Linked DNA regions of Homo sapiens: region 2 is linked to region 1. The links are chromatin loops, found by intact Hi-C in ENCODE. Cell type or tissue: IMR-90. All regions are shown on one strand. Each heading gives the region's core, and the rest is flanking DNA. Links, peaks and the distances in the headings are about the cores only.

The links. Peaks named below come from ENCODE experiments on the same cell type or tissue, not always from the same donor. Only the 100,000 strongest peaks of a DNase experiment are listed, where the experiment ranks them.
Region 2: it touches region 1 in a loop (15-fold over the local background); 79 of 110 quality-filtered maps call a loop at or near these places.

The regions. Positions count from the first base shown.
Region 1 is chr15:45,395,183-45,405,063 of GRCh38, forward strand. It overlaps AFG2B (AAA ATPase AFG2B), which reads left to right and starts at 7,154. Exons shown (of 8, transcript NM_024063.3): 1 at 7,154-8,336. The coding sequence starts at 7,248. It also overlaps a transcript of GATM not described here. RefSeq lists enhancers at 6,607-6,656, 6,667-6,736, 7,127-7,286 and silencers at 7,367-7,446, 7,837-7,986. In IMR-90, for the core only: a CTCF peak has its summit at 4,630 (motif pointing left); DNase peaks (open chromatin) are centred at 4,629, 7,119 and 8,529; H3K4me3 peaks cover 2,414 bases; H3K27ac peaks cover 1,332 bases; H3K27me3 peaks cover 693 bases.
Region 2 is chr15:45,159,375-45,167,763 of GRCh38, forward strand. DUOX1 (dual oxidase 1) reads left to right here. Exons shown (of 34, transcript NM_175940.3): 29 at 1,463-1,616; 30 at 2,364-2,596; 31 at 2,845-3,003; 32 at 4,158-4,313; 33 at 4,416-4,544; 34 at 5,405-6,200. The coding sequence ends at 5,527. SHF (Src homology 2 domain containing F) reads right to left here. Exons shown (of 7, transcript NM_001394037.1): 7 at 7,840-8,389. Among named protein-coding and RNA genes, the nearest start is that of SHF, 24 kb to the right of the region's middle. RefSeq lists a silencer at 7,258-8,057 and enhancers at 8,258-8,347, 8,339-8,389. In IMR-90, for the core only: CTCF peaks have their summits at 3,848 (motif pointing right) and 7,577; DNase peaks (open chromatin) are centred at 3,857 and 7,637; H3K4me3 peaks cover 902 bases; H3K27ac peaks cover 1,004 bases.

The sequences.
Region 1 (9,881 bases), core at 785-8,784:
TATCCTATCTGTAGGCTGGCCTTGTTTCTGGCTCAGTCCCCAAGACCAGGTCATATTTAATATTAGGTCAACTACTAGACAAGTCTGAGTGTTCTAAAGATCTAAGAGTTATTATAGCAGGCTAAAATTCTCAACTCTAATATACCTTAGGTATAAAACCCAAACCAATTTTTTTTAGATTTTTCAAGCTCATTCTCCTAGATTCAAATAAAAACTAAGTGGATTTCTAGTATTTGAGGAAACAGACAGATTTAACTATTAAACACCTAGCATTTTGCTCAACGCTGGGATGGGGAACAAAAATTATAAAAGATTAGAAAAAAGAGGTACAAATTCCCAAATCACTTAAAGATCTCACTGGAAAAATAATACAAAGTCACTTTAAACAATTGTCTAGCAATGCAAACAGAATGCAACTAGATGCATAAATGTATGGACAGTGCTACAGGACCTCAGATTAAGACAAGAACAATTTGAACTAAAGATGTGAAATACATCTTCCTGGAGGGAAGTTAAATTTGCATTAAGGATTTATAAATGAATGTCCTGGAGTAAAGCATTTACTTGGAGGAGAGAATACCATTAACTCTGCCCTGTCCACCATTGTACTATAGTGCTCTGGATGTCATTCCCTCCCATTTACCGCACATTTCCTGGTACAGAATGAATAAAAAAAAAATGGCATTCAAGCTTTCCACGACTAAGTCCCATTTTACCAATCCAGCCTTGCTGCTACTCATTCATTCATTCAACATATCTTGATTTTACACTTAAATCCTTTAGGTACTGTGGTAAGTACAGAGCACCTGGAGAAGAGCAAGACTCATTTTCTGTCCTTAAAGGGTTTAGAAAGACAAGGATACCACAACTAAAACATAATACGATAACTGCTCTAAGAGGTACGCACAGGGTATCAAGGAAACTCAGAGCAGGAATACTTATCTTGGAGGAGGGAAAGCGATCGAGGAAAGTTGATAAACTTGCCTTGAAGTTGCTATGAATAAACCATTTCTGGACAGTATCTTCCTTGTTCCTGGAGCCTGGTCTTCTCTCTGGCTCAGTCCCCAAGATCTGATCTTACACAATACTGGGTCAATGCTTAGACAAGTTTGAAAGCTCTATAATTCATTTAGATAAACTAAATTGTCAGATTTAATATAACTCAGATATAGTCCTCAAACCAGTCAAAGTATAAGAGATTTTTCTTGGCTGGTTTAATATAGTTACAATTTAGGGAGAGATTGGAGGGATGGTGTTTAATTAGGACATTTTCGCAATGATCCAATAAAAGTAACAAAAATTCCTATTGATGGTAGAAATAGAAAAGAGTAGATGAATGTTTAGATAAGCTGGCAGCACACAGTTTCCAAAGGTATGGTATAGTCAGTCTTAAGATACAGTATTTGGGCTGGGCACAGTGGCTCACACCTGTAATCCCAATACTTTGGGAAGCTGAGGTGGGCGGGTCATGAGGTCAGGAGATCGAGACCATCCTGGCCAACATGGAGAAACCCCGTTCCTACTAAAAATACAAAAATTAGCCGGGCGTGGCAGCATTGTGCCTGTAATCCCAGCTACTCGGGAGGCTGAGGCAGGAGAATCACTTGAACCCAGGAGGCAGAGGTTGTAGTGAGCTGAGATCACGCCACTGCACTCCAGCCTGGGCAACAGGGTGAGACTCCGTCTCAAAAAAAAAAAAAAAAAAAAAAAGCCATAAGTATGGTAAAGATAATACTGACCTTCTGTTAATTTCTTAAACACAAAAAGCATATTCCAATCTCAGGGCATTGGCACAGGCTTTTCCCTCTTCCCTTTCCTCTTCCAATTCTTCTGCTTGGTTTCTACTTATCCTTCACGTCTCAGCTGGAATGTCACTTCCTCAGAGACCTTCTCTCCTTTCCTGTTGTGAAGTAAGAAATATATATATGGTCTCTGCCTCTAGTCTCTGGCCTAGAGCTCCCAACACCCTTGTAATTTCCTGAGTTACAGGGGTGCTAGGAGAATCTTTGGTTCTAATGTTTGGTCTTCACTCTCGTTCCTGACATGGAGCTCTTAAATCCCGTGGACTTTCCTGAGTGATAGGAGCAGTCTTTTGTTCTACCAAGGCAATTCTTGCCCGGCTCCTAGATGAGGGCTGGTCACCGGAAAGCCCAACCATGATCATAAACTTGGAGCTTTCAGCCCCTACCTCCATTCTCCAGAGAGGGACGGAGGCTGGAAATTGAGTTAATAATTGATCATGCCTACGTGATGAAGGCCCCATAAAAATCCCTTAACTATGGGGTTCAGAGAGCTTCCAGGTTGGCAAACACACATCCATGTGCCTGGAATGTGGTACATACCAACTCCATGGGGACAGAAGCTCCTGTACTCAGGACCCTTCCAGATCTCACCCTTTGTATCCCCTGGCTGTTCATCTGTATCCTTATTACATCCTTTATTAATAAGCCAGTAAATGTAAGTAATGTGTTTTCCTGAGTTCCATGAGCCATCCTAGTAAATTAATAGAACCTAAGAAGGGGGTCATGGGAAGCCCAATTTACAGACCGTCCCTGGTCAGAAGCACAAGTCACAATCTGGAACTTGTGATTGGCATCTGAAGGTGGGGGGCAGTCTTGAGGGACTGGGCCCTGAACCTGTGGAGTCTGATGCTATCTCCAGGTAGATAGTCTCAGCATTGAATTGAATTAGAGGACACCCAGGTGGTATCTGTGGGAGAATTTGCTTGATATGTGGGGAACTCCCCAACCAACACCTGGTGTCAGAAGTGCTGTGTTGAGTGGCTGAGTGGTGTATGAGAGTAGGAAAAACAATTTGTTTTGTTTTTCCTATCCTTAATACCTGTTTAAAGTAGCCCTTTTCCGTTTATTTCTTTCAAAGCAATTTTCATCACCTTTAATTATCAGATTTATTCACTTGTTTACTTCTTCAATGTTTGACTTCCCAGTAGACTATAAGCTTCATGAAGGCAAGGATTACAGTGTTTTTATTGTTGTTGTTTGCCACCAAATACTCAGCCTCTGGTATAGTAACTAGCAAGAAGTAGATGTTCAATAAATATTTGTTTTAATAAATATATAATTATTATGTTTGTTGAAAAGTGTGAACCAACATCATAGGGAAAAATTACCTTAACATTAACTTCTAAAAAATGATGAATCAAGCAATTTCCTGAAAATGTGCAAGAACAGACTTTCAGAATGATGTTCTATGAACTGTAGTCTGCAGGTCATTTGAAATCCAGCAAATATTTTCATCCTCCTTCTTCTGATTCTATAACTTATTCTATATCTAGAATTACTCTAAAGACTAATTCTAACCTGGATACAAGATAAAAAGTAAAGATGGAAGATTCTAAAGAACAATTTTAACAATGTCCCATTTAGGGGGATTTTCATTACATACTTTATGAACACAGGTTCGGCATATTAGCTATCCGTGGAAATAAGTCACTTACTACATCTACATGAGCATGTTGAGATGAAAGTGTTTGCAAATCATGCTTTTTCAAGGGTGGCTAAACAAATCTCTATTCATCTATTACAACTCATAGTCATTGCTAATGTTCAAATATATTAGGGTTGAACATAACACAAAAATGGAAATGCTGGAAAGATTAACATTATTTAATCTACAGATGACTCATGCTACTGGTTTAACCATTTTCTTTAGATTTTTTTCATATACAGGAATATATTTTTATATACATATATAATATGCTGAAGGGACAAAAATATTGCATGATCATTATCCTAAAGAAACAGATTCCAATTATTTCTTTTGAATTATAGACTTACAGTTAATTAAGAATTTTTATAGTTAATTAAAAATTAGACAGATTGTAACCTTGAATGTAACAAAGGACATAAAGAGAAACCATTTGTCACATGTACCTTTTCGGGAAAATCTCACAAAAGATTTTGTTTGGCAAAGCTATTTGAAACAATTTAAAGCTAGAAATGTTTCTAGGCTATAGCAAGATGAATTCCATCGGTTTGGATTTTGACCTACCACTAAATTTTGGATTTAGGAACAGTCTCATTTTTATACTTAACACAAAAATTAAATTTTAACTTAGAAACTGAGTTTTACACAGCTTGAGGCTTGTGAAAAATTATGTGAAAATAAGTCAGTTACTGCTAGGGTCTCAGTGTTTGTGTCCTCCACAAAATTCATTTGTTGAAATTTTAACCCTTGAGATGATGGTAGTAGGAGTCAGGGCCTTTTGGGAGGTGATTAGGTCACGAGAGTGGAGCCCTCATGAATGGGATTAGTGTGCTTATAAAAGAAACATGAGGGAGCTAGCTAGTCCCTTCCACCATGTGCAGGTACAATGAGCTGTCTCTAGACAGGGGGCCCTTACCAGTCATGGAATCTGCCAGTGCCTTGTCTTTGACTTCCCAGCCTCCAGAACTGTAAAAAATAAATTGCTGTCATTTATAAGCTACCTCGTTCGTAGTATTTTGTTACAGCAGCCTGAACAGACTAAGCCAGATAATATATAGAGACAACAGATGGCTTCATACACCTAGGTGTGAATCCTGGGAAAATTGAGTGGAAACCACAGTTGAGAACACCAACGTCCTAACAATCCTGTAGCCTTCAGGCTTAGTTGGTTCTGGACTCCCTCTAGTGGTTCAATTCTAGTGCTTTAATTGATGTTCTTCAATTCATAGAATTAACAAATTTCTGGTCAGATTAAAAACAACTAAGCAAAAGAGCCACACAACTCCCATTAGAATGGTTTACCACAAGGAGGCCAGGTGCAGTGGCTCATGCCTGTAATCTCAGCACTTTGGGAGGCTGAGGCAGGTGGATCACTTGAGGCCTGGAGTTCGAGACCAGCCTGGCCAACAGGGTAAAACCCTATCTCTACTAAAAATCCAAAAGTTAGCCAGGCGTGGTGGTAGGCACCTGTAATCCCAGCTACTTGGGAGCCTGAGGCAGGAGAATTGCTTGAACTTGGGAAACAGATGTTGCAGTGAGCTGAGATCCTGCCATTGCACTCAAGACTGGGTGACAGAGCAAGACTGTCTAAAAAATAAATAAAATTTTAAAAATAAAAAGAATGGTTTATCACAAGGAGATTATGTCATTGAATGGCATGATAAATATGGATGTTCAGATGGCTGAAATCATAGTGTTGCAAATGGTTAGACCTAAAGGGACAGAATGGATTTTACTGGATGATTGGGAAAGACATTTATAGTTTTGCTCAGAGTGAGTGGATAAGAGCTGAAGGCCCAGTAACAGAATTCCTTGTTGCTTTTGTTTGCAACCTATGGTAAAGACTGGATCTTTTAGAGAAAGAGTGAAGTGAAATAATATTTCCTGTGCATATGGATTCTATAAGGTCAGAGGGTTCTTGTTTGACCTTGTATAAAATCAACCTCTTAGACCAACCAAAAGCAACATGTAGTTTCCTTCTCATCATATTCCTAATAGCATAGTTTGTGCCTCTGTTTTAAACCAATTCAGAAAATTTTGAGGCCGATTTAACTTTATTGGCTCCCTGTTTTGGCTTTGGTTATTCCACTCCATTAAACCTTTACTTCTTGGCCATTTCTGCACTGTAAATATAAGTAAATCTACTAACTCTTTTACATGAGATCCCTTTACATATTTAAGACAGTTATCCTGTCCTCAGTAAGTCTTCTTTCCCTCTCCCAGATCCTTAAAGCTTCTTGGAGCTGAATAGAAGGAACTCGATGAGGTACAGGCTTCTGATAAAATAACTTGATAGGCATGTAATTCACACCTTTAGGGGTCGGTAAAAACGATGGCTTTTTTTTTATTTCAAAAAATGCAAAGCTGTTATTTAAAAGTCCCCAAACCAAAAAGAACTGAAGCCAATGGGATTAAGAGGAAAAAAGAAAACAGGAAGTAATGGGTGACTTATCCATTTCAAGACCTCCTCCTGCTATTTTCTGATTCCTAAATTGTTCCAGAATCGATTTAAGCAGACAAGTACAGCTGAGACCAGGTAAGTTACTGTCAAGTCAAGAAGTCTGTCATGTCTGCCATGAAGTTTGGACAGAATGAGATCAGGAACTGGCATGGGTCTTAAGATCCCAGATCTGACAGTACTTCCCATTGATAAGATATTACTACACAGTCTGTAATTGATTATTTGCATAGATAGAAAAAAAAAACTTCCCAGCAACTTAAGCACTCTAAAATATCAGTTTTGTCAACTCACAAATTTGGGTTGCAGTGAAAGTGGGGAAAATAGAGGTAGGAAGATGTAAGTCAAATAAAAACAAGGTATATCTTCTTGTCTTTGAGTATCTGTAGTTCTTTTTTAACGGCAATTAAGAGGGATAGAAAATGTATTCCAGCTGATAAAAAGGAATTCCCTGTGCGAAAGGGAAAGGCAGAAAGCAGCTGGAAAAAAAAAATAGCAGGCAGTTGTCTTAATAACGTAGATAGGTATCGCCTCTAATACAGGACTTAGTACTGTTGTGCCCCAATTAGACAGTAAGCATTGATCGCATGAACTTTAGTGATTAACTTGTTGCCAAAGAATATTCAAAAGAATATCAGAAATCAGAACAAATGTACTGTTGGTGTGCTACAAATCCATCAGGTAGCCTAGTTTTCCTTCTTTCCTCTCTACAAGGGATTTTAAGCGCTACCGTGTGCTTCCCTCCCACTATGCTGGTACTTTCCCATAGGAAGGGTTGTGCCTGGACCTCCCAGATTGGAACCCCGATTACCGAAGGTCCCAAGGCTGTATTCTCAGTTACGCCAAGTCACCTGAGACATTTGCACCAGAGCACCCAAAATTCTGTGCCCATGCGGATAGTTAGAGTTTCTTCACAAAATAGCAAAGTCTCTAGGTTGCTATTCCAACGGCGGTAGTACTGATGCTCCAGTTCGAAGGCCAGGAAAACAGAATGTAAAGCCGGTGACTTCCAAGATATATGTAACCACCAAAGTACATGCTTAATGACCTAGTGAAGTGAGCTTAAGCCGCCTCCCAGACACCTGTAACGAAGACCATCTCGGGAAAGCTCTGGGTTAGGCAACTCGATTTCACGAAAGCGGACACCAACGCTCTACCCAGAGGCCCGAGCGTCGTCTAACGTTTCCATTGGCCCTTTCGGCCTTCACTCAGCTGCTAGCAACGCAGTCTGCCCTAGCGCATGCGCGCAATCTGCTTCCGGCCTGCGAGCTCGGTGTTCCGCTTTTTGTGGGCCGGGTGGGTTTCCTAATCTGGTTTCGTCTGCCTGGTTCATCTGTGTGCGATGGCTCCGGACTCGGATCCCTTCCCTGAAGGGCCGCTCTTAAAGCTGCTACCCTTAGACGCTAGAGACCGGGGCACCCAGCGCTGCCGCCTGGGCCCGGCCGCCCTCCACGCCCTGGGCGCGCGCTTGGGCTCGGCAGTGAAGATCTCGCTACCCGACGGCGGCTCCTGCCTCTGCACTGCCTGGCCTCGGCGGGACGGAGCGGACGGCTTTGTGCAGCTGGACCCGCTGTGCGCGAGCCCCGGGGCGGCGGTCGGGGCGTCGAGATCCCGGAGGAGTCTCAGCCTGAATCGCCTCCTCCTAGTGCCCTGTCCGCCCCTGCGGCGCGTCGCCGTGTGGCCGGTGTTGCGAGAGCGGGCAGGCGCGCCCGGTGCCCGGAATACAGCCGCGGTGCTGGAGGCGGCACAGGAGCTGCTGAGAAACCGACCGATCTCCCTGGGCCACGTGGTGGTCGCTCCGCCAGGCGCTCCTGGCCTGGTGGCTGCCTTGCACATCGTCGGCGGGACGCCCAGTCCCGATCCCGCTGGGCTGGTCACCCCTCGTACCCGCGTCAGCCTTGGCGGGGAGCCTCCGTCGGAAGCCCAGCCGCAGCCCGAGGTGCCCCTGGGAGGTCTTTCGGAGGCGGCCGACTCGCTGCGGGAGCTCCTCCGCCTCCCGCTCCGCTACCCGCGCGCCCTGACCGCGCTGGGCTTAGCGGTGCCTCGCGGGGTGCTCCTGGCGGGGCCCCCCGGAGTGGGCAAGACCCAGCTGGTGCGGGCCGTGGCGCGCGAGGCGGGCGCGGAGCTGCTGGCAGTCAGCGCCCCGGCGCTGCAGGGTTCCCGGCCTGGGGAGACCGAGGAGAACGTGCGGCGGGTCTTCCAGCGCGCCCGGGAACTGGCCAGCCGCGGACCCAGCCTCCTCTTCCTGGACGAGATGGACGCCTTGTGTCCCCAGCGGGGCAGTCGAGCACCCGAGAGCCGCGTAGTGGCCCAGGTGTTGACGCTGCTGGACGGCGCCAGTGGGGACCGCGAGGTCGTGGTTGTGGGAGCCACTAACCGGCCGGACGCTCTAGACCCAGCGCTGCGTAGGCCCGGGAGATTTGACCGAGAGGTGAATGGGCTTGGCGGGTTTGCCCACTGTCGGTGGAACCTCGGCCGCTTCTGGCGCCATTTGGCTGCCCCGGAGGCGTTTGCCTCTTAGGTTTGAGCATCGGTGAGGTTGGAGTTGGGGCTCTTTGCAATGCAGAGAACACGTTCTCTGCCGATATATGATCTGTGAGTCAGGACCTGTATTTCCCCAGAGTCAAATTGTCAGGACCTGTGAGTCAGGATCTGAGAGTCAGGACCTGTTTCCCCAGAGTCTAATTGTTTTGGGAAGCGAGGTGTCCATTACAGATTAATTTTGTTGTGCAGGTCCTATAATCAGTAATGTTAATTCTTAAGAGAATTTTGGTCACCTACAAGCGTGTTAAACTCATTTTTTGGAATGAGAATTTAAAGAAGGATAGCCTCAAGAAGTAAGTGTGTTGAAATAAAAAGGGAGAAGGTGGGGAAGAACTAAATGGAAGCAGGCATTAACTCTTCTGGATTTATTCATTCCTTGTCATAACACCAGCATCCTATTCCACAATTGAGGAGGTACCCACAACTGCTCCCTGAGTTGTCAGGGAGGTTGAATATTCAGAGCTGTCCTATTTTAAGCTTTGGTCCTAAATTGACTTGAATTCTAAAGAACAGTTTGAAATTTAGTGACTGATATTTCTATTTTGTGATAGGATTCAAAAGAGAAATGATAATTACACACTTTTAGCTCAGTTAGTTCAGGACTTGAGTGGATTTCTTCCTTGCACTATCTAGTACCTGTGTCCTTAAGGGCAGGGACCTAGCTATCTATACCTGGCTTCTAGAACTTTGTGTGTTCTTAAAAATAACAAAAACTTGTTAAATGACATAGAATTTTCATTGTGCAACTTTCTAGCCAGTGTTACTCCTCTGGAATATTAGGATTTTCGTATATTCAGAATCTAAAGTATACGTAAAGTGCACGGTACTAGTTCCAAAGTGGTTCACTAAATTGTCGTACATGTTTGTCAGGATAAAAAACATATTATTATTTTGGCCGGGCGCGGTGGCTCACGCCTGCAATCTCAATACTTTGGGAGGCTGAGGTGGGTGGATCACCTGAGGTCAGGAGTTCGAGACCAGCCTGGCCAAGATGGTGAAACCCCGTCTCTGCTAAAAATACAAAAAATAAGCCGGGCATGGTGGCACATGCCTGTAGTTCTAGCTACTCTGGAGGCTGAGGCACCAGAATCACTTGAACCAGGAGGTGGAGGTTGCAGTGAGCTGAGATGGTGCCCGCTGCACTCCAGACTGGGCAGCAGAGTGAAACTGTGTCTCAAAAAAAAAAAAAAAAGAAAAAAAAAATATATATATGTATACACACACATATATAAAATTTTTTTGGAAGTAATTCTTTTTTAATTGATCTATTTTTATTGATACATAATTGTGCATGTTTTGGGGTACATGTGATATTTTGGTACATGCATACAATTTGTAATTATCAAATCAGGGTGCTTAGGATATCCATCACCTCAAACATTTATCATTTCTTATCTGAGTGTTGGGAATATTTCAGATTCTCTCTAGTAGC
Region 2 (8,389 bases), core at 1-8,000, 240 kb before region 1:
GGGAGAACCAGTAGAGCATTGTTGCAGAAGTGGCGAGAAGGAGGTGGTCACTAGTGCCTCAGGCTTCTAAGAGTAGGAGCCAACATGGCCTGAAAAGATATATTTTACCCATTTGTGGGGCTGCTGGGCCCTCAGTGGGAAGGTCCTAAGGAGAGGTGGACGCAGAAGTCAAACTGAGCCAGACTCAGGAGCAAGCAAGTGGGAAGAATGTGACCAAGTAGTGTCTGACCATGTTAGACAAACTTATTAGGGAAAGGACCAGAGCTGGATGATACTTGTCAGTTATTACATGGAAAAGGGAGACTAGTTAGGTATTCTTAGCCTGGAAAAGGAGAGGATAAACTGGGGAAGCGCCTTTCCCCAACAGTTACTGTGTGCCTATCATATGCCAGGCAGAAACTGCTAGGAGCTTATAATGGCAAACAGTCCCTACCCCTTCAGTCCAGTGGGGAAAACGACAGTAAACATGTAAATGAATGAGGAAGCAAAAGTACTGTTGGCCGCGCGCGGTGGCTCACACCTGTAATCTCAGCACTTTGGGAGGCCGAGGTGGGCAAATCATTCGAGGTCAGTTCGAGACCAGCCTGGCCAACATGGTGAAACCCCATCTCTACTAAAAATACAAAAATTATCTGGGTTTGGTGGCAGGTGCCTGTAATCCCAGCTACTCGGGAGGCTGAGGCAGGAGAATCTCTTGAACCTGGGAGGCGGAGGTTGCAGTGAGCTAAGATCATGCCATTGCACTCCAGCCTGGGTGACAGAATGAGACTCTGTCCCCCCAACCCCCAAAAAACAAAAGTACTGTGGATGACAACGCATGCACTAAGAGAGTTAACAGGCAGATGTGGTAGAGAGGACTGAGGGGAGGCCTGAGGAGGTGGTGTTTCTACTGAGACCTGAAAAATGAGATGGAGCTAGCCATGGGAAGAACCAGGAGAAGGGCATTCCAGGCAGGAGATGCAAAGATCCTTAAGCAGAAAGGACTGGCCGTGTTTGAGGAACAGGGAGGGGAGAACGGCTGGCAGGCAGAAGTCAAGAGTACTTGTGAGGCCTTGTAGTGCAATGGGAAGGCCACCAAAGCTTTTAAAGCTGGGGATGAACAGGATAAAATGAACTTTAAAAAGTCACACTGGCTGCCTTGAAGAGACAGGAATTACAGTGAGACAAGACCAGTAGAAGACCTACTTCCACTGGAAGGCTCCTGCATGAGTCCAGGTGACAGGTGACATCACTTGGTCTAGGGTGGTGTCAGGGATCTAGAAAATACTCTAATTCCTCATGGAATGCTATGGAGGATGGAGTTGGGAATGGTGAGGTTTTGCAACCTAGAAGGAGCATGGTACGTGGTGAGGTGGGGGCTGGATATACCAGCGGGGAAGTATGGAGGGTCTAAGGCCTGAGCTGGCCCTGTATTCTGCTATGGGCATCGCTAGGTCTGAGCAGAGCTCTTTCCTCCATCTAGCTCATCATCCATGGTAGCTTTGCCCTGATCCAGCTGCCCCGTTTCCACATCTTCTTCCTGGTCCCAGCAATCATCTATGGGGGCGACAAGCTGGTGAGCCTGAGCCGGAAGAAGGTGGAGATCAGCGTGGTGAAGGCGGAGCTGCTGCCCTCAGGTACCAGCCTGGCAGGAGATCAGCTTGGTGACACTGAGGGAGCTGACCGGGCAGAGGCAGAGTCTAGACCGCACAGTCTCCTGGTCGGGCCCAGTGGAGCTGGCAGGTGCCTTGGGTGGCAGGGACAAAGGAGCTGGTAGGGGCAAGGCGCAGTGGCTCACGCCTGTAATCCCAGCACTTTGGGAGGCCAAGGCAAGTGGATCATGAGGTCAAGAGATCGAGACCATCCTGGCCAACATGGTGAAACCCTGTCTCTACCACAAAAAAAAAATACAAAAATTAGCTGGGTGTGGTGGCATGCACCTGTAGTCCCAGCTACTCAGGAGGCTGAGGCAGGAGAATCGGTTGAACCTGGTAGGCAGAGGTTGCAGTGAGCTGAGATCGTGCCACTGCACTCCAGCCTGGCAACAGAGTGAGACTGTGTCAAAAAAAAAAAAAAAAAAAAAAAAAGGAAGGAGGGAGGGAGGGAGGGAGGAAGGAAGGAAGGAAAGGAAAGGAGGGCTGTTTGCCAGGGGACCTGAGCCTCTCTCATCGCAGAGAGCAGAGAAGCTCAGGCCAGGCTGCCCCTTGCCTGGCTGACCCTCAGCCCCAGTGCTGCCTGGGCCCCCACAGGGTGAGCTTCTGATGGGGGAGGCCTCCTTTGTCATATTCCAGAAGCAGAGCTGAGGCTGTGGGTGGGGAGCTCTCTGGAGGCCACATTGTTGCTGGGTTCAGGGCAGCAGCTTCTCACCCACCATCCCTCCCCAGGAGTGACCCACCTGCGGTTCCAGCGGCCCCAGGGCTTTGAGTACAAGTCAGGGCAGTGGGTGCGGATCGCTTGCCTGGCTCTGGGGACCACCGAGTACCACCCCTTCACACTGACCTCTGCGCCCCATGAGGACACGCTTAGCCTGCACATCCGGGCAGCAGGGCCCTGGACCACTCGCCTCAGGGAGATCTACTCAGCCCCGACGGGTGACAGATGTGCCAGATACCCAAAGGTACCAGACCCTGGCCAGACATGCCACATGCGCCCATATCCCCTTTGAAGGCTTTGGCCCGGCAGCACTAGACTCCCCGCTCTGTGCCTCCCCTCTCTGCATCTAGAGACTGGTTGTTCCAGATAATGCCACAAATCCTCCTCTTCCCCTCACTCCATATACGTATCTACCTTTCCTTTTCTCTCATTTCTGGCTTCCGATCTATGGTGGTGGCCAAGCTTAACTGAAACCCACGCCCCTCCCTACAGCTGTACCTTGATGGACCATTTGGAGAGGGCCACCAGGAGTGGCATAAGTTTGAGGTGTCAGTGTTAGTGGGAGGGGGCATTGGGGTCACCCCTTTTGCCTCCATCCTCAAAGACCTGGTCTTCAAGTCATCCGTCAGCTGCCAAGTGTTCTGTAAGAAGGTGAGTACTGCCCCCACTTCCCACCAACCCATGGCCCCTTCTTCCTTGTCATGGTACCCATCTGTGCCTTTCTCCTCTGCCTTTGTTCTTGGCTTCCCTGAACTGGGCAGGGGCAAGTTGGTTTGAAACCTGGGGTTGGGTGGTGAGTGGGGTGGTATCAGGATATCCCTAGACCCTTTAGGACAGAACTGGTTTGCGGATGCCTCCAGAATCCTGCCTGGTTTACAAAGACTCTTTCCCTCAGTTAGGGGTGCTCCACATAGGATTTGCTTCTGGGAGTTCCTCCAGGCAAGGTTGGAGGGGGTAAAGAAACCCATTCCTTCTTACAAAGGAGCCCAGCACTTGGAGCCTTATTGGGCTGGGAGAGGGAAGGGCATGTTGGGTGGAGCACAAGTGAAACTGGCTCAGCTCTCAAGAGGAACAGGAGGAGTGGTGGCAAGGCAGGGCTGGTGGGCCAGGTTGGCCCCAGGAACACAGCTCAAACCCTCAGGCCCTCACACGGGTCCTTTCACACCAGCCTGGACCTGGTGGCAGGCCCCTGCTCGTTTCTCTGGGCCTGGCAGGTGAGTCAGGGGTGCTGGAATGCAGTGGGCAGAGGCCCAGCCCATGTGCTGTCAGCATTCAGAGGGTGACAGCTCCCCTCCTGTCCTCTGCCCTCTGCTTCTTAACTATACAGCCCCGCTTTCCTCCCTCGGAAGCTGCAGAGGGCTCCCCGCAGGGCAGCTTCCACCCGCTGGTATCTCTTTGAGCCCATTCCCATCTGCTCAGGCAGCTGCTGGGTCTCCCTGAGGCTGCTCTGTGAAATGCCCTTTAGCCACTAGGTGCCTGGCAGCCTGACCAGGGACCACTGGAGGGAGCTGTAGGACAGGCTGAGCATGAAAGCTGCTTCCCACCCCACAGACCATCAGCTCCCAATCACCAAGGGATCTTTCCCATGGCCCTGGGGTCTCTCACTTCCACCTCTCTATGCCCTGGGCCAACTCCATCTCTGGCCTCAGAGCCTGGCCCCGTGGCCCATACACTCCATCTCCCCAGGCTGTCTAGGGAAGGGCACAAGCTAGCTGTGGTCAGAAGAGTTCTATCAGTATGGACACCCCTGGGGTTTAGGGAGACTGAGCTGAGATGGGTCCTGAACTCCAGCCCTGTGTCCCCAGATCTACTTCATCTGGGTGACGCGGACCCAGCGTCAGTTTGAGTGGCTGGCTGACATCATCCGAGAGGTGGAGGAGAATGACCACCAGGACCTGGTGTCTGTGCACATCTACATCACCCAGCTGGCTGAGAAGTTCGACCTCAGGACCACTATGCTGGTATGTCAGGGCCCACCAGGAGGGTATGCGGGCCACTGTCTGAGCTAGGAATTGACCCTAGCTGTGCCTGGCTGAACTTTGTTCCACCCTTCCCTACCATAGTACATCTGTGAGCGGCACTTCCAGAAGGTTCTGAACCGGAGTCTATTCACAGGCCTGCGCTCCATCACCCACTTTGGCCGTCCCCCCTTTGAGCCCTTCTTCAACTCCCTGCAGGAGGTCCACCCCCAGGTCAGTCCAACCCATAACCAGGTTCTCTTCCTCTTTATCATTTGGGGTCTGAGCAAAGCTCCCAAACCTTCCCCATCGAGGAAGAAATCGACTGCTGATGAGAACCCATCCCCTGGGAGATTGGTGGGGTAATGGAATGGAAAGGATAGGTGGGTGTCACCCTTAGGTGCTAAAGGAGGAGGCAGGCAATAGGGACTTGCCATCTCTGAAGCCAAGATGTATTGTCCAGAAGGAAGAGCTCAATCATTGAGCTAGTCCTCGCCAAAAACTCGGGGCTACCCTCACCACTACCCTCACCAATACTGAGTCAGTCCTCACCCTGGACACTGAGGGAACCTTTACCATGAGCACTGGGCTAGTCACTACTCACAAATACTGGTCTAGCCCTCCATGAGACCCTGAGCTGTTCTTCAACTTGAACACTGATTAACCCAACCTCTATTAGAAATGTTGATCTAGCACTTAGCAAAATTCCACTAGACCTATAAACACTGAGCCAGCCCTCACCATGCATAGTACAAAGCAAACCATCAGGAGCACTGCTGGCTTTTTTTTTTTTTTTAATTTAAAGAAAGGGTATTGCTCTGTTGCCCAGGCTGTAATGCAGTGATGCAATACCAGTTTACTGTAACCTCCAACTCCTGGGCACAAGCAATCCTCCTGCCTCAGCCTCCCAAGTAGCTGGGACTACAGGAGTGCACCACTATGCCTGGCTAATTAAAAATAAAAAAATTAGAGTCAGGGATGTTGCTATGTTGCCCAGGCTGGTCTTGAACTAGGGAGCTACCCCTTCCTCTGAACACTGCGTTATCCCTGCCTCTGAGCAAAGAGTTAGCCTCCACTTATTCCTCCTGCAACAGGTCCGGAAGATCGGGGTGTTTAGCTGTGGCCCCCCTGGCATGACCAAGAATGTGGAAAAGGCCTGTCAGCTCATCAACAGGCAGGACCGGACTCACTTCTCCCACCATTATGAGAACTTCTAGGCCCCTGCCCGGGGGTTCTGCCCACTGCCCAGTTGAGCAGAGGTTTGAGCCCACACCTCACCTCTGTTCTTCCTATTTCTGGCTGCCTCAGCCTTCTCTGATTTCCCACCTCCCAACCTTGTTCCAGGTGGCCATAGTCAGTCACCATGTGTGGGCTCAGGGACCCCCAGGACCAGGATGTGTCTCAGCCTGGAGAAATGGTGGGGGGGCAGTGTCTAGGGACTAGAGTGAGAAGTAGGGGAGCTACTGATTTGGGGCAAAGTGAAACCTCTGCTTCCAGACTTCAGAAACAAATCTCAGAAGACAAGCTGACCTGACAAGTACTATGTGTGTGCATGTCTGTATGTGTGTTGGGGCGGTGAGTGTAAGGATGCAGTGGGAGCATGGATGCTGGCATCTTAGAACCCTCCCTACTCCCATACCTCCTCCTCTTCTGGGCTCCCCACTGTCAGACGGGCTGGCAAATGCCTTGCAGGAGGTAGAGGCTGGACCCATGGCAAGCCATTTACAGAAACCCACTCGGCACCCCAGTCTAACACCACAACTAATTTCACCCAAGGTTTTAAGCACGTTCTTTCATCAGACCCTGGCCCAATACCTATGTATGCAATGCTCCTCAGCCCTCTTCTCCCTGCTCCAGTAGTCTCCCTTCCAAATAAATCACTTTTCTGCCTTCAGGGTTTCTTTATTCTGCCCTAGGACCGGAAGGGGCATGGGGAGAGGAAGCCACTAACCCAGCCAGCTCACCAGGCTGGCCCAGACATCTCTCAAGCTGCCCAGTGTCCTGAGTAAAGGAGCTGGCCCAAGGCAAAGTGCCCCAGCTAGCAATCCCTTCCCCGGCCCAGGGGTGCCCTTCCTGACAGAGGGCCTGTCAGCCACTAGTGTGAGGCCTGGTGAGCCTGCTCAGGAGGGGCAGAAACAGAGGGTGTGGAAGCTTCTGGAGGAGGTTGGCTGGGGAAGAGAACGGGGTCGGGGGCAGACTCAGCTGGAGTCTATAGGGAGCCAGAGCCGCCTGGCTTGTTACCAGGACCTCAGTCACTCCCAGCCCTTCTCTGAGCAAAGGGAGAGTTGGGCACCTGTGCCTACATGGCTCTTCCAGGCAGTGAGATGATAGCAGGAGACAAATGAACACATCACCCAACCTCTCTGGGCCTGTTTTCTCATCTGCAAAATGGCTGGATGCTCTCCAAGTCGACTTAAAGACAGGACAACCCTCTGAGGGAATTTCTCTGAGTGCGCCCCTTTTTTTTTTTGAGACAGAGTTTCGCTCTTGTTGCCTACGCTGGAGTGCAATGGCACGATCTTGGCTCACCGCAACCTGTCTCCCGGGTTCAAGCGATTTCTCCTGCCTCAGCCTCCCGAGTAGCTGGGATTACAGGCACGCACCACCACGCCCGGCTAATTTTGTATTTTTAGTAGAGACGGTATTTCTCCATGTTGGTTAGGCTGGTCTCGAACTCCCGACCTGAGGTGATCTGCCCGCCTCGGCCTCCCAAAGTGCTGGGATTACAGGCGTGAGCCACCGCGCCCGGCAAGAGAGTGCCCAATTTTAAGTGATCCTTCCTATTGCTTCCACAAAACGCCTGCATACCACATATCCTCAATTTCGAGAAAATAGCCACTGGTTTAGAAACTCTCAAGTACTGTGATTCACAGCACACTTTGGAGGTTGCACGTTTAGGTTCTGGAAGAGGCCCTCAGACGGCCCTTTGGCTCAGCGGTCCCCCGAAGGTGCCTGTCCAGCATGTCGAGGGGTCCTGACCAGCCTGCCCGCGGGGTGGGGCGGGCCTGGGGCAGCCTGAGAGCCGCTCCGCCTGGCGACCCAGTGGGCCTCCCCGGGCCCGCCCAGAGGCCTGGGCGGGTTCCAGCGGTGGGCGCCGGTCGGGGTGCGGCCTAGGCCGCGGGCCGGTGGTTAGGGGCTCGCAGGCCGGCCACGCCCGAGGGTCTGCCCGGGACAAACCCTTCCGTTAGGGCGCGAGGGAGGCGCTGCAGGCCCTCAGTTCCTCGGCCAAGGAGACAAGCGCGGCCCCCGCGGCCCGTCCCGCCAGCCTTCCCGCCTCCGCCGGCGCGCGGCTTCCGCGTGGCAGGCCGCCCCGCTCCCCGGCCTGGCGCGCTGCCTCTTTGTCTCTCCGCGCCTCCCCTCCTCCCAGACAAATGGCTGTTGGCAGGAAATTGGACGCGCTCGGGGGAAGCCGCGCGCCGCGGGGAGGGGGCGCCGCGCGGCCAGCGGGCCTCGGGTGCCCCCAGCCGGGGCGGGGGCGGCGGGGATGTTTTGACATCTCGTCAAAGAAAGGAACTTGATGCTTCGAAAGTGCTTTTCACAGCCGGGCTGTGTCTGCTCCAGAGCTGATTTATACGCAGAATCTGCGCTCGCTTCTCCGCTCCCTCCCCCGTCAGCCCGGGGACGGCGCCGGAGGCGCGGGCGCGGCTGTGCCCGGCAGGATCGGGTTTATTTATTGCCTCTGGCCCGGAGCCGGGGCGGCCTGGGGACTGCACAGTTCCCTCTGCCCGAGCCCCTCCCCTTCTCTCCCCACCCCCCAAAGCCGGCTGCTTCCCAGGGGCCTGTCTTCCCCAAACCTCTTACCAGACTCTGGGCGGAGCCCTCCGACGGTCTGGGGTGGAAGTCGGGGACGGAGGCAGAGAGGTGGTAAGGCGCCCCAAGGGGCCGAATTCTGCACTACCTCGCACGGACCCAGTGGGGAGAGGGTGGTGGTGGTGGAGGTCACCACCTCTGCCCTAAGGTCGGAAAGGAGCCGGAGCTGCCAGTCTGAAACTCCCTACCATCCCAGTAGCTCTGGAACCCCCTTCCTCCAGGGGCTATCCTTTCTCTCCAGGGATTCCTCTTTCCCCAGCTCCAGACAA